Regions from separate parts of the Homo sapiens genome. Here region 2 is linked to region 1. A link is a loop called in an ENCODE intact Hi-C map of the cell type or tissue named here. Cell type or tissue: heart right ventricle. All regions are shown on one strand.

Region 1 (8,000 bases):
TAATGAGGCCTCTATCTCTAGAAAGAATTTAAAAATTAGCCCCAGCTACTCAGGGATAGTGGGTGGTGGGGGCTGGGGGCAAGGGCGGGAGGGTAAGATGGGAGGATCACTTGAGCCTGGGAGGTCAAGGCTGCAGTAAGCTATAATCATTGTGCCGCTGCACTTCAGACAAAACGAGACCCTGTCTCCAAAAACTAAAAATAAATTAGAAATAAAGATAAGAGCAACAGAATCCCTGCCATTGATGAGCTCAAAGAGGAGACAGCCCCAAACAGCAGCAGTCCTGGAAGAGCCTGGGGGAAAAACAGGGACCAACTGATAAACCCAACCCATAGCAGTCAGAAGCAGGCGCTTTGAGGCAGAAGCATGTGAAAGACTCTGGCACAGACATTCCAGCTGGAGCAACGAGTCACAAGGGTTCAGGGTAGGAGAGTGGGGCCAATGTGGTTGCAGTATGGGGATTTGGGTTGAGCCAGACCTTAAAAGCCCACCTTCCAGGCTAAGAAATCAGTATGTATCCTGAAGGCCAGATTTGAAGTAGAGTGATAAATGGGGATTGGTATTTTAGCAAGCTTATCCTACCAATGGCTGAAAATCTGAAATCAGATGGAAATTTGAAATCAGGAGGCCACTTAATTATGTGGCCATTCCAGAGCTCAGTCAGAGATGAAGGAAATGGTTTTTCAGCAGCAATGGGAATAAGAGGATAGGAGGGGTGTAAGAAATATGTAGGAAGATGTTCAAGAGCATTGGCAAAATATGACTGGCTCTGGGATTGGAGGAGTCTTGACCGCAGGGGCTGGTACCATTAACAGATAGGAAACGTCATGAGCGGACAACCGGGGAAAGGTTGGGGTTCGGAGTGCAGCAGGAGGGACAAACATAACAGTCCATTTAGCAAGTAACGAGAACCATGCAAATGCTTGAAATTGTTCAGTCCTTAGTTTACTTAGCCTCTCTGAATGTGTTTGTTAATTTTGAGCATCCTCCTTAAAAAGTCCACCTCTGATTTCAATATGTTCTTCCTCCATTATCTGTCAAATCAACGCCTTCATCTCTGTCTCCACTGATACTTCTTTCTTGCAGGCCACCCTAATTCCAAGCTTGCAACAGCAACTATCTCCCAGTCTTCATCTTGACTCAGCTGTCTTCTAACCCATTCTGGATAAAGAATGGTGGTCCTTCTACTTTTCTTTTTTTTTTTTTTTTTGACAAAGTCTCGCTCCGTCGCCCAGGCAGGAGGGCAGTGGCACAATCTCAGCTCACTGCAACCTCGGCCTCCCGGGTTCAAGTAATTCTGGCTCCCAAGTAGCTGGGATAACAGGTGTGTGTCACCACAGCCGGCTAATTTTTTTTTTTTGTATTTTTAGTAGAGACGGTTTCACAATGTAGGCCAGGCTGGTCTTGAACTCCTGACCTCAAGTGATCCACCTGCCTCGGCTCCCAAAGTACTGGGATTACAGGCGTAAGCCACCACACCCGACCCTACTTTTTTTTTTTAATGAAAGAGATGGGGCCTCACTATGTTGTCCACACTGGTCACTAACTCCTGGACTCAAGCAATCCTTCTGCCTCAGCCTCCCAAATGCTGGGGTTATACATGTGAGTCACCATGCCTGGCCAAGAGTGATGGTCTTTCTAAAACGGAAATATGGTCCATGCACTTCCTTGGGAAAGTCATTCAGTGCCTCCTACTGCTGGCAGGATAAGGTCTCAAACTCTACCACCTGCCCCATAAGGCCTGAGGGCATGCAGCTCCTGCCCGCCCTCTAGTCATCACACACATGTCACCCTGCTGAGGAGAACTCCAGCCAGACCAAGTGGGAGGACCCAGGCTCCAAAACTCCTCCAGCACCAAACGCTGTGTCCCAAATCTGTAAAGCTCTTCACCTGGCTGAGTCCTGTTTCCTCTCTCAGGAAGCTTTCTCCAGCCTTCTAAAGCCAGGATAGGGTGCATGCCGGGCCCCTTCATAGCTATGCGTTTTAATGATCTGTTCCCCCAGCGGAATTCTGAGTGCTTTACCTGTTGTATTAATCCATTCTCACACTGCTATTAAAAACTACCTGAGACGAGGTAATTTCAGAACAAAAGAGGTTTAATTGACTCACAATTCCACAGGGTTAATAGGAAGCGTGACTGGGAGGCCTCAGGAAACTTACAATGGTCGAAGGAGAAGCAAGTACCTTCTTACCATGGAAGACCAGGAGAGAGAGAGTGAGGGTGGAAGTGCCAAACATTTTTAAACCATCAGATCTCGTGAGAACTCACTACCATGAGAACAGCATGGGGGAAACCTGCCCCCATGATCCAATCACCTCTCACCGGCCTCTTCTCCAACACTGAGGATCACAACTCGAGATGAGAGTTGGGTGGGGACACAGAGCCAAACCTTATCACCCTTAACCCACAACAACCTTATGAGGTGGATACTGTTATTATCCCCATTTTACAAACAAGGGAAAGAAAGCACAAACAGGTTAAATAACTTACCCAAGGACACAAAGAAGTAGCAACTGGATCCAGTCCAGTGTGGTCCCAGGCCCACATCGGTAACCACCATGCAGAGTGTTTCTTACTTCTCATTGTAACCCTAGTGCAGAGCCTGATTAGTATAGTTGATGTTAAGTAATTTTTGTTTACCTCCATATTGTTTACTCATTCAATAAATATTAGGTTTCTACTTCTAAGGTAGTCTGTAAGAATTAGCTTGAAATGATCAAATGAAAATATTATTGGCCAGGTGCAGTGGCTTATGCCTGTAATCCTAACACTTTGGGAGGCCAAGGCGGGCGGATTACCTGCGGTCAGGAGTTGGAGACCAGCCTGGCCAACACGGTGAAACACTGTCTCTACTAAAAATACAAAAATTAACTGGGCGTGGTGGCACACGCCTGTAATCCCAGCTACTCAGGAGGCTAAGGCAGGAGAATCATTTGAACCTGGGATGCAGAGGTTGTGGTGAGCCGAGATCACACCATTGCACTCCAGCCTGGGCAAAAAGAGCGAAACTCCATCTCAAAAAGAAAAGAAAATATTATTTAATGAACTTATTAATTTACACTTTCTGAAGACTTACTGTTTGTGCAGGCACACTGGTCTTAGTGCGAGAAATAGAGAATGAGAACAATACCTTTACCCTTGAGTTGACAGGCATGGGGGTTGTGACAGAAATAAATATTTTAAAAAGATCATCACTTTTTCATTCCTGTTCCTGAAGCCTTCGTGGATTATTTATGTCTGCCTTCTCCTAAAAATAATTCTATCCAGGATGCCCCGAGGATGTCATGCTGGAAGCTTCCTGTAGGTAACGAGGGGCGCCGCAGTGGTGCTAAGTGCTGAGGCTGCAGGTCTGAAGACAAAAGCCTCCAGAGCGTGACCAGGAATGGTTCGTTTGGCTGCAGCCACAGTAAGGAGCCAGTGCTGCCACCTGCTGGCCAAGAGCAGGTTCGCCCACACCCATTCTGTTGTTAGGAGGCTGAATCACAGCCAGATGGAGGAGGGAAGGGATTTTATCACAACTCGCTTAGTTTAGAGATGAGGAAACTGATGAAAAAGGGACTTGCCCAAGGTCACGTAACTGGTTTGTGGCATAGTCAGAACCGGAACCAAGTACAGGGTTCCTGCAAAACCTGATGCACGCTCCTCTGGATTCAGGCACATGGAACTTAACCTTCAAATTGCAGTATGGTCTTTTCTCGCTTTTTCCTTTCTCTCTTCCCTCCCCCCTTTCCCTCCCCTCCTCTCCTTTCTCCTCCCCCTCCCTCCTCTCTCCTTCCTTCCCCCTCCCCCCATCCCTCCCCTCTCCTCCCCTTCCCATCTCTCCTCCCCTCTCCTCTTTTTTTTTTTTTTTGAAACCAGTTCTCATCACTGCACTTCCAGGACAGGGGAAGCACTGGGGAATGAGGCATCCTAGCTCTGTGGAGGGAAAGGGAGCTGGTCAACATATGCTTTAGGTATTTGTGGGTTTGTTTTTAATTAATAAACTTTATTTATAGAGCAGTTTTAGACTCATAGCAAAATTGAATGAAAGGTAGAGAATTCCCATATAGCCCCTGATCCTACATACTCACAACCTCACCTGCTAACAGCATTCCCCACTACAGCAGTTCATGTGATACAATTGATGAACCCACACTGACACGGCATTTTGACCCAAAGTCCATAGTTTACATTAAGAGTCACTCTGCTGTTACACATTCTATGGGTTTGAACAGATGTATAATGATGTGAATCCTCCTTCAGAGTAATGTACAGAATAGTTTCATTGCCCTAAAACTCCCCTAGGTTCCTCCTGTTCATCTCTCCTCCTCCCACCCCACTGGCAACCACTGTCTCCATAGTTTTGCCTTTTCCAGAAGGTCACATAGTTGGAACCATAGAGCATGTGGCCTTTTCAGACTGGCTTTCACTCAGTAATGTGCATTTAAGGTTCTTCTCTGTTTTTTTCATGGCTTGATAGCTAATTTCTTTTTAGTGCTGAATAACATTCCATTGTCTAGATTTACCACAGTTTATCCATTCACTTACTGAGGGACATCTTGGTGGCTTCCACGTTTGGGTAATTATACAGTTGCTATAAATGTCCATGTGCAGGGTTTTGTATGGATATGAGTTTTCAGTTCATTTGGGTACATGCCAAAAAGCACAATTGCTGAATTGTATGGTAAGAATATGTCTGGTTTTGTAAGAAACTATAAACTGTCTTCCAAAATGGCTGTACAACTTCACATTCCCTCCAGCAACGAGTGAGAGTTCCCGTCACTCCACGCCCTTGCCAGCATTTGGTGTCTTAGATTTTGGCCATTCTCGTAGGTGTGTGGTATGCTTTAGTTTTTTAGTAATTTGGGAGATGAACTATTAGTTTCAGAAATCCTCACACTCATTAGCACTATCTACCCATAGAATCAAAATCACAGGGAAGCCTGGTGGTGTTGACTTACAGAAAACATGAATACTTGCCTGCAGTTCACAAAGGGCACAGGGGTGAGACTCATGCTTTTGGCAGCTGTTGGGCAGCTGAGTATAAACCAGACTAAGGTGGTTGGGGCAGAACCCCAGAGTACTGTCCCCTGAGCCTATGTTCAAGCAATGCAGAGTGGCAACCAGAGGATGCTAAACTCGAAGGAGATGACTTGACTTTATCATGATCACTGCCTGCAGTTACCACCAGGAAGGCCTAACACAGGGTGCAGGATATTTAAAGAGAAGGAACGAGTATAACCCAATAAGGAAGGCATAGGCTAGAGATAAAGGCCACCATCCAGAGAGAGTGCCCAAAGGCCTACCTTCCTTTGCCCATCAGCATTTAGACATATGTTTTAGTTTACTTCTCTCTCACTGGCTAAAAGCAGACCACAGTCGGTTTCTTTGTTTCCTGTCTGTACCGTCTGTTCTCTTTAAAGTAAAAAAAAACAAACTGTCTAAATACAGGATGGGGAGAACTTGTTAGAATACATGTGACAGTATTAAAGGCTAATGCTTATGGATCTCCTTCTGTATACTAGGCAGCAGGTTTTTTTAAGTTAAAAAAATTGTTTTTTTGGTTTTTGTTTTTGTTTTTTTTTTAGTATTTATTGATCGTTCTTGGGTGTTTCTTGGAGAGGGGGATGTGGCAGGGTCATAGGATAATAGTGGAGAGAAGGTCAGCAGATAAACACGTGAACAAAGGTCTCTGGTTTTCCTAGGCAGAGGTCCCTGCGGCCTTCCACAGTGTTTGTGTCCCTGGGTACTTGAGATTAGGGAGTGGTGATGACTCTTAAGGAGCATGCTGCCTTCAAGCATCTGTTTAACAAAGCACATCTTGCACCGCCCTTAATCCATTTAACCCTGAGTTGACACAGCACATGTTTCAGAGAGCACGGGGTTGGGGGTAAGGTTATAGATTAACAGCATCCCAAGGCAGAAGAATTTTTCTTAGTACAGAACAAAATGGAGTCTCCTATGTCTACTTCTTTCTACACAGACACAATAACAATCTGATCTCTCTTTCTTTTCCCCACATTTCCCCCTTTTCTATTCGACAAAACCACCATCGTCATCATGGCCCGTTCTCGATGGTCGTTGTCTCTTCGGAGCTGTTGGGTACACGTGCAGAAAGGCTGTCACTTCACACTTGGAAGATTGCACAGCGGCCAGGCAGAGGCGCTCCTCACTTCCCAGACGAGGCGGCTGGGCAGAGGTGCTCCTCACTTCCCAGACAGGGTGGTGGCCGGGCAGAGGCGCTCCCCACTTCCCAGACGGGGCAGCCGGGCAGAGGCGCTCCTCACTTCCCAGACAGGGTGGCGGCCGGGCAGAGGCGCTCCCCACTTCCCAGACGGGGCAGCCGGGCAGAAGCGCTCCTCACTTCCCAGACAGGGTGGCGGCCGGGCAGAGGCGCTCCTCACCTCCCAGACGGGGCTGCTGGGCAGAGGCGCTCCTCACTTCCCAGATGGGATGGCCAGGCAGTGGGGCTCCTCACATCCCAGACGATGGGCGGCCATGCAGAGATGCTCCTCACTTCCTAGACGGGGTGGCGGCCAGGCAGAGGCTATAATCTTAGCACTTTGGGAGGCCAAGGCAGGCGGCTGGGAGGTGGAGGTTGTAGTGAGCCGAGATCATGCCACTGCACTCCAGCCTGGGCAACATTGAGCATTGAGTGAGCGAGACTCTGTCTGCAATCCCAGCACCTCAGGAGGCCAAGGCAGGCAGATCACTCCAGGTCAGGAGCTGGAGACCAGCCCGGTCAACATGGCAAAACCCCATCTCCACCAAAAATACAAAAACCAGTCAGGCATGGCAGCGCGTGCCTGCAACCCCAGGCACTCAGCAGGCCTAGGCAGAAGAATCACGGGAGCCCGAGGCGGGGAGGTTGCAGCGAGCTGAGATCACGGCAGTACAGTCCAGCCTTGGCAACAGAGGGAGACCGAAGAAAGAAGGGAGAGGGAGAGGGGGAGAGGGGGAGAGGGGGAGGGAGAAGGAGACGGAGAGGGAGAGGGAAAAATTGTTTTTTGAGATGGTCTGACTCTTGTCTGTTGCCCAGGCTGGAGTGCACTGGCATGATCTCTGATCACTGCAACCTCCGTCTCCCAGGTTCAAGCAATCCTCCCACCTCCACCTCCCAAGTAGCTGGGACTATAGGCGCTTGCCACCACACCCAGTTAACTTTTGCATTTTTTTTTTTTTTGGTCGAGACAGGGTTTAGTCGTGTTGCCCAGCCTGGCCTTGAACTCCTGAGCTCAAGCAATCCACCTGCCTCAGCCTCCCAAAGTGCTGAAATTATTGTTGTGAGCCACTGCGCCCAGCCCTAGGCAGTGTTTTTCATGTAATTCTCAAAAAAAAGAACCCCACACAACTCCATGCAGTATGTACAACTATTATTTCCACTTACAGATGAGGAAACTAAGGCACAGAGAGTAAGTAGCCAACTTGGGATTATCTTCCAGATAATTGGAATATGTCCACAGTGACTCCAAAACTGGCTTCCAAAAAAGTGAAGGCGCATAAGTGGTTTTAATAGGACTCTTCTAGGTAGAACAAAAGAAGTAAGAGTCCTCTCCTATTCCAGATTGGCCAATCTATAGCTCATATATAAGAGAAATGGAGATAAATTTGAATATATTCGGAGACAAGTGATCAGGATACTGAGGGAACCGAAAACAAGGAGCTGGTAGGAGAAGCAGAAGCAACCGGAGATATTTAGCTTGTAGAAGGCTCAAGAGAACCATGAGAGGTGTGTTCAAGAGTTTGAAGGGGTCAGTGAGGAACAAGTTTAAATTTATTCTGTATGATTCCAAAGAGTAGAACTAGGTCCATTTTTTGGAAGCTAAAGGGAACTTGAATCTTTAGATGGTCAAAGCGATTTTTAAGACAGAAAACACTGTTTCCTGATGGTTTGCACAGACAGAGAGCCAGAAAAAGTGGACTTGAATATGCTTCGACAAGGGCACACAATTTCTGGACTTAGGCTCCAGTTCAGCCACTTACTGGCCAGATGATCTCAGGCAAGCCAAAGCATCTGCCA
Region 2 (8,000 bases), 200 kb before region 1:
AGAGCAGGGAGGGGAGGATAGATGGAGAGGAACCTAGATCTTTTAAATCCAAGTCTGGTTTTCTCTTGGTTATATCATAGCGCTTCAATCTCTGCACATCTACACTCACCCCAACACACACTCAAAAAAGAAGAGGCAAAATTTTAAAACCACATAAATGAGCAAAATAAAAATGCCATGATTTCTAAGTAAACATAACTATTTTTTTTTTTTTTTTTTTTTTTGAGACGGAGTCTCACTCTGTCGCCCGGGCTGGAGTGTAGTGGCGCAATCTTGGCTCACTGCAAGCTCCACCTCCTGAGTTCACGCCATTCTCCTGCCTCAGCCTCCCAAGTAGCTGGGACTACAGGCGCCCACCACCACGCCTGGCTAATTTTTTTTGTATTTTTTTAGTAGAGACGGAGTCCATGTTAGCCAGGATGGTCTCAATCTCCCGACGTCATGATCCGCCCCCCTCGGCCTCCCAAAGTATTGGGATTACAAGCGTGAGCCACCGTGCCCGGCCAACATAACTATTTCTAAAAGTTGATAGGAAGCGTAGAGAGAGGAAGGGAAAAAAGCAAATGAAGGGAAAATAATAAAAGACATGGAAAAGAAAGTATAAAAGAAAAAACAAACATGGTAAAGAAGTAAGGACCATTTTCTGATTATTATTGTTATTACATATATTTTCCTCATCATATCCCTTGAAACAAAATTTCTAGACTTTCCAGGCTAGCACAGGACATCAGCTCCCCTCAGCATGCATGAGAGTATAGTCATCCCTGGGTATCCATGGGGGATTGATTCCAGGATTCCCAGCAGATACCAAAATCCATGGATGCCTGTATTAGTCCGATTCCACTCTGCTGATAAAGACATACTTGAGACTGGGAAGAAAAAGATGTTTAATTGGACTTACAGTTCCACATGGCTGGGAGGTTGAAATCATGGCGGAGGGTGAAAGACATTTCTTACATGATGGCGGCAAGAGAGGAGAGGAAGAAGCAAAAGCAGAAACCGCTGATAAACCCATCAGATCCATGAGACTTATTCACTATCACGAGAACAGCAAGGGAAAGACCAGCCTCCACGATTCAATTACCTCCCCCTGGTTCCCTCCCACAACATGGGGGAATTCTGGGAGACACAATTCAAATTGAGATTTGGGTGGGGACACAGCCAAACCATATCATTCTGCACCTGGCCCCTCCAAATCTCATGTCCTCACATTTCAAAACCAATCATGCCTTCCCAACAGTCTCCGAAAGTCTTAACTCCTTTCAGCATTAACCCAAAATTCCACAGTCGAAAGTATCATTTGAGACAAGGCAAGTCCCTTCCACCTATGAGCCTGTAAAATCAAAAGCAAGCTAGTTACTTCCTAGATACAATCGGGGTACAGGTATTAGGTAAATACAGCCATTCCAAATGGGAGAAATTGGGCAAAACAAAGGGGTTACAGGGCCCATGCAAGTCTGAAACCCAGTGGGGCAGTCAAATTCTAAAGCTCCAAAATGCTCTGCTTTGACTCCACGTCTCACAACCAGGTCATGCTGATGCAAGAGGTGGGTTCCCATGGTCTTGGGCAGCTTTGCCTCTGTAACAGCCTCCCTTCTGGCTGCTTTCACAGGCTGGCGTTGAGTATCTGCAGTTTTTCCACACACATGGTGCAAGCTGTCAGTGATCTACCATTCTGGGGTCTGGAGGACAGTGGCCCTCTTCTCACAGCTCCACTAAGCAGTGCCCCAGTAGGGACTCTATTTGGGGGCTCCAGCCCCACATTTCCCTTCTGCGCTGCTCTAGCAGAGGCTCTCCATGAGGGCCCTGCCCCTGCAGCAAACTTTTTCCTGGGCATCCAGGCATTTCCGTACATCTTCTGAAATCTAGGCGAAGGTTCCCAAACCTCAATTCTTGACTTCTGTGTACCTGCAAACTCAATACCACATGGAAGCTGCCAAGGCTTAGGGCTTTCACCCTCTGAAGCCACAGCCTGAACTCTATGTTGGTCCCTTTCAGCCATGGCTGGAGCAGCTGGGACACAGGGAACCAAGTCCCTAGGCTGCACACAGCACGGGGACCCTGGGCTTGGCCCACAAAACCACTTTCTCTCCTGGGCCTCCGGACCTGTGATGGGAGGGGCTGCAGTGAAGACCTCTGACATGCCTTGGAGACATTTTCCCCATGGTCGTGGGGATTAACGTTAGGCTCTTGCTACTTATGCAAATTTCTGCAGCTGGCTTAAATTTCTCCTCAGAAAATGGGTTTTTCTTTTCTATTCCATAGTCAGGCTCCAAATTTTCTGAACTTTTATGCTCTGTTTCCCTTTTAAAACTGAATGCCTTTAACAGCACCCAAGTCACCTCTTAAATGCTTTGCTGCTTAGAAATTTCTTCCACCAGATACCCTAAATCATCTCTCTCAAGTTCAAAGTTCCACAAATCTCTAGGGCAGAGGCAAAATGCCACCAGTCTGTTTGCTAAGACATACAAGAGTCACCTTTGCTCCAGTTCCCAAAAAGTTCCTCATCTCCATCTGAGGCCACCTCAGCCTGGATTTTATTTTTCATATTGCTATCAGTATTTTGGGCAAAGCCATTCAACAAGTCTCCAGGAAGTTTCAAGCCTTCCCACATTTTCCTGGCTTCTTCTGAGCCCTCCAAACTGTTTCAACCTCTGCCTGTTACCCAGTTCCAAAGTTGCTTCCACATTTTCCACATTTGCTGAGTATCTTTTCAGCAACGCCCCACTCTACTGGTACCAATTTACTGTATTAGTCCATTTTCATGCTGCTGATGAAGACATACCCAAAACTAGGAAGAAAAAGAGGTTTAATGGATTTACAGTTCCACATGGCTGGGGAGGCCTCAGAATCATGGCAGAGGGCAAAAGTCGCCTTTTACATGGCGGCAGCAAGAGAGAAGAAGAAGAAGCAAAAGCAGAAACCCCTAATAAACCCATCAGATCTTGTGAAACTTATTCACTATCACGAGAATAGCATGAGAAAGACCAGCCCCCATGATTCAATTACCTCCTCCTGGTTCCCTCCCACAACATGTAGGAATTCTGGGAGATAGAATTCAAGTTGAGATTTGGGTGGGGACACAGCCAAACCGTATCAATGCCCAAGTCCCTTATATAAAATGGCATCGGCCGGGCACGGTGGCTCACGCCTGTAATCCCAGCACTTTGGGAGGCCGAGACGGGCGGATCACGAGGTCAGGAGATCGAGACCATCCTGGCTAACACGGTGAAACCCCGTCTCTACTAAAAATACAAAAATTAGCCGGGCATGGTGGCGTGTGCCTGTAGTCCCAGCTACACGGGAGGCTGAGGCAGGAGAATGGCGTGAACCCGGGAGGCGGAGCTTGCAGTGAGTCGAGATCGCGCCACTGCACTCCAGCCTGTGCGACAGAGCGAAACTCCGTCTCAAAAAAAAAAAAAAAAAAAAATGGCATCGTATTTGCATATAATGTACACATATCCTCCCAAATACTTTAAATCACATCTGGACTACCTAATGCAATGCTTACACATCACTTCATTTGCCTGGATTCAATGTAGTACTCAGTGCATGCAAATTCAAGTTTTGCTTTTTGAAACTTTGTGGAATTTTTTTCTCACACAATTTTGATCCGCAGTTGGTTGAATCCACAGATGCACAATTCATAGAATACCAACTATTCCAAGATTACTTCCCTTTAGTTTCTCCTGCAGGTCCTGGTACTTAGTAATTTGCCTCTGGGTGGAGTTCTGCAGATTTAGCAATTTTTCATCATTTCTTCCCAGCATGCTTCAAAGACATAGAAAGCAAAAGCGAAAACAAACAAAAGAAGCAAAAACAAAAGTGTTTCATAGTTTTAAGATTGTTTAAAATGTGCCTTTCTCCAGAGTTCAAAGGTGCGTTGTGCTCCTGACACATGAGGGCACTATTTCTGTAGTTTGTAATATTCATGGTACAGAAAGAATATTCATGTGGGAAGCTAGGTCTGCAGAACCGTGGCTAGGAACATGCAGAGAAAAATGGTTTGCTATGTGTTCTAGGCTCGCCAGGTTTTCCAAGTGTGACATGTCCTAATGTACCCTATGAACAATGCCAGGACTCTCGGGGCTGCAACCTGGCCTTCTGACCACAGGGTTGCTAGCTGGAACTTCCTTGAAATGAGGATGACCTCATCTCATTTAGCTCTGCAGGGATAGAACTAGTGTATTAAAACACCAGCTTTGGAGACTGACTGAGAATGAAAGATGAATGACCTAGAGCAAGCTGCTTAACCTTTTCTTGCTCTAATGATGGAGGTATTGCTGAGCACAGTGGCTCACGCCTGTAATCCCAGCACTTTGAGAGGCCAAGGTGGGCAGACTGCTTGAGCTCAGGAGTTGAGACCAACCTGGGTAACATGGTGAAACACCATCTCTACAAAAAAATATAAAAATTAGCTGGGCATGGTGGCACATACCTGTACTCCCAGCTACTTGGGAGGCTGAGACGGGAGGGTCAACTGAGCCTGGGAGGTCAAGGCTGCAGTGAGCTATGACTGCATTACTGTACTCTAGTCTGGGTGACAGAGTAAAGCCCTGTCTCAAAAAAGAAAAGTAAATAAATAAAAATGGAGGTATTGCCTCACAGATCTGTGAGGAAGATTAAGTGGGGGTAATCTATCTAAAGCGCCTGACACTTAGTTGGAACTCAATAAGGAGACACTAATAGTGTTTGTTACTTAGCAGTGCTGATGTATAGTGATGCTCAGGACAAGTTTAAGCAAGCGAATGAATGAATAGGATGTGTAGAATCACACAGATTTTACCAAACTGAAGAAAACTAACACTTTCGAGCTTTTTTAGTGTTGAATCACTTCAGGGCAAAGTGATCAGCCAGTGTGCGGTAAGCCCTCTAAACTTCTGTTAGCCTTCTTGATTCCTTAACTGAACCGGTGAGAATGCTGAGGTCAGAGGAAAAAAGTGATGTGCCCCAGGCTTCAGAGCTGTTTAGGGGATCGGGATGAGACCCAAGGTCTCCTGAGGCCTAGCACAAAGCTTAACCCATAGGGACCTGCCTGGCTGGGCTGGGAGTTGAGGGGTTAACAGACTGATCCTAGAAAACAAATAGGCTTTTGGCTTGGTTTACCTGTGCTTGCTAGGCATATTGTTACCCAGCAGTGACCCCGTCTGAGTGTGGAAAGAGCTGAACCACAAGAGCATCCCAGCTTGCCCCAGGGCAGCCACCCAGGGTTGACCTCTAATCTGAAGACATCTTTGGGGAGAGCTCTCACACACTTCCCCAAATATACTTCTATGTGCTTCTGTGTGTGTCACAAGAGGCCTTGGGTCACCTCCTTCCTTTGCGCAATGAGATCAAAAGAGCAGTTTCTGCTTCTGCTGTTGCTTCTTTCCTGTTACCACTTTCTTGGACTTTTCGGGGACTGTTGAATTCTTAGGACACAGCCCTGCTCTGGCCCTGGTGGGCTTCCTCTATTAGAAGGCTCCCCAGGGCTTCCTGACTGGAGCAGATGGCCCTCCCTTTCCCGGGTGAAACAGGCTGACCTGGGCAGGCCGGCCCCTCTGCCTTTGATCTGCAGGTGGGAGGCAATAAAAGGCACTTTCCACGTGCCTGCTATAACCATATTTTCCAAATTCAAAAGCAGGACTCAGGAGTCTCTCTGAGCCTACTCTGGTTTGAGAGGCTGCCTGTAAAAATAAATAAATTAAATAACTAAGAGCAGGACTTTACCCACCCCATACATATGTCCTTCTAAGGACTTTGAGACAAAAGATGGGAAATTGGACCATGCCAGGAAACCCAGGATGGCTGGCTGCCATACACAGGCCTCATGGAAAATTCTCTCCTCTGGGGGATGTCTGCCGGAAGTGCCATCTGCTTTTGCCACAGATTCATGGCTGTGAGTGTGGCTCAGGCAATAACCACAGTAGACCCTTGGTTAACTCCTGCTGTGGTTCCGCCAGGAAGCCTGGCATGAACAGTTGTGTCCAGGAAATCTTTTCCCTGATTTCACTAGCTTGTTTTATCTGCCTGACAACCTTACTCCCAGGAAGGCTTTGCAAGGCACTTTCACCTTCAGCTCTTGGAATGAATAAATACAGCTATGATTTTTTAAAAAATATCAGTCCAACAATTTCGGTATGTCCAATAAATATCATAATGACCTGTTTCACGTATCAGGAACTGTGCTGTGCACTGTCAGAGATAAAATGGTGAAAAATGCCATTCTCTTTAATCCTTTTGAGGCCCTGCTGGCATGAAATCGTGTTAGTGCTCAAGGGAAGGTACAATGGCTGAACACATAGTTTCCACCTTTTCACACTCAACTACAGTACAGATTAATCACGGTGTCATAGGAGGGAGCCAGACTTGGCATCAGATCCTGGATTCAAATCTTGCCACCTTCACTTGATGACTGTCTGGTACTGAACAAGGTACTCTTTCAACCTCTTACTCCTCATCTACCAAGAAGGAGGTCATAATTCCTCCTGGCAGTGAGGTTGGGTGAGGAATAAATGCTGGCACATTGTTTATGAGCCTAAGGCATAATAGATGCTGAGAAAAGGTTTATTTCCTTCTTTCCTTAAGGAGCTTAGAGGCTAATAGATAACAACTGGTCCTGCTGTAACTAACACACACTGCTGACTGTCATACAATCTCAACTAGGGGTGTGAAAGCATGCCGAGGTGGCCTTTTGAGGTTTGTTGCATATGCTTGGGGAAAAACGCTCAGATTAGCATTGCCGGGGGCCGTTTCCTGGGCTCCTTCCTGCAGGGCCTGTTTCGGGGCCCTCCACCCAAATCCACTCCGGGAGGAGTAAGTTTCGGGGCCTTTATTACCCACTTGTGATTAGGGATCAGAAGTGGCCAGTCGGGGTGGGTTGGCAGTGACTTGCACCCAAGGGAAGGATGGGAGCCCACAAGAGTGGCAGGGCTCTGGGGAGAGAGGCAGGCTAACCAGTAGAAGTGAATAGGATGTGCTAAAGTATTCCCTTGAGAGTGGAAATACCATACAGAAGACTTGGATATGTGGTTTTCACCCTAAACCAAGCTGAGGAACCAGCACCAAATGCTTAACAAACACACAAACAAAAACAAAAACCCCCCTCTGGGTGGCCCAATGCTGTAGCACTTCACTTTTCATGGGACCTTGCAGCTTACATGCAGCATTCAAAGACATGAGTTTATTTGGGCCTTCCAATATCCGAGCTTGGTAGGTAGGCTAATTTCATCACTTCATTGTACAGAGGAAAAATCTGAGATTCAGAGAAGTTACACAACTTGCCAAGATCACATCTAAGTAGCAGAGTTGTGGCTCTAAGCCACATAATCCAGACTTTTTTTTTTTTTTTTTTTTTTTTGAGATGAAGTCTCGCTCTGTCGCCCAGGCTTTAGTGCAGTGGTACAATCTCAGCTCACTGCAAGCTCCGCCTCCCGGGTTCAAGCAATTCTCCCATCTCAGCCTCCCAAGTAGCTGGGATTACAGGCACCTGCCATCATGCCCGGCTAATTTTTGTAGTTTTAGTAGAGACAAGGTTTCACCATGTTGGCCAGGCTGGTCTTGAACTCCTGACCTCAGGTGATCCGCCTGCCTTGGCCTCCCAAAGTGCTGGGATTACAGGTATGAGCCACCACGCCTGGCCCAGACTTCTTAAAGAAAACATAAATGGCCTATCAATTCATGTAAGAGTGTTCCAAAATTATTATAGTAGTGGCTCCTCTATGTTCTCCCCAATTTTTTTCTCTTTTCTATAGCAACAGAAGTTTTTTTACTGTGTACATGGAAACTCAGATAAAGACTCTATTTCCCAACTTCCCTTGCAGCTACAATTGTTCATGTCATTGTTTGGGACAACATGAGATATAAGTAGAGGTGATATGTGCAATCCTCAAGGCCAGACTCTTAAAAAGAAGTTGCATGTTCTCCTCCATCTTGATGGTAGGGATGCAAGATGTGATGATAGGAGCTGAGCAAGACATTTTGTGGTGTACCAGCTCTGAACCACTCACCTGGAATTTTAT

Evidence for each region. Peaks named below come from ENCODE experiments on the same cell type or tissue, not always from the same donor. Only the 100,000 strongest peaks of a DNase experiment are listed, where the experiment ranks them.
Region 2: it touches region 1 in a loop (10-fold over the local background); 45 of 110 quality-filtered maps call a loop at or near these places.

The regions. Positions count from the first base shown.
Region 1 is chr1:167,800,093-167,808,092 of GRCh38, forward strand. No RefSeq gene overlaps it. Among named protein-coding and RNA genes, the nearest start is that of MPZL1, 82 kb to the left of the region's middle. In heart right ventricle, CTCF peaks have their summits at 3,438 (motif pointing left) and 3,643; a DNase peak (open chromatin) is centred at 3,419; H3K4me3 peaks cover 581 bases; H3K27ac peaks cover 918 bases.
Region 2 is chr1:167,596,330-167,604,329 of GRCh38, forward strand. No RefSeq gene overlaps it. Among named protein-coding and RNA genes, the nearest start is that of RCSD1, 30 kb to the right of the region's middle. RefSeq lists an enhancer at 5,288-5,437. In heart right ventricle, a CTCF peak has its summit at 3,901 (motif pointing right); DNase peaks (open chromatin) are centred at 4,052, 5,332 and 5,817; H3K4me3 peaks cover 357 bases; H3K27ac peaks cover 2,990 bases.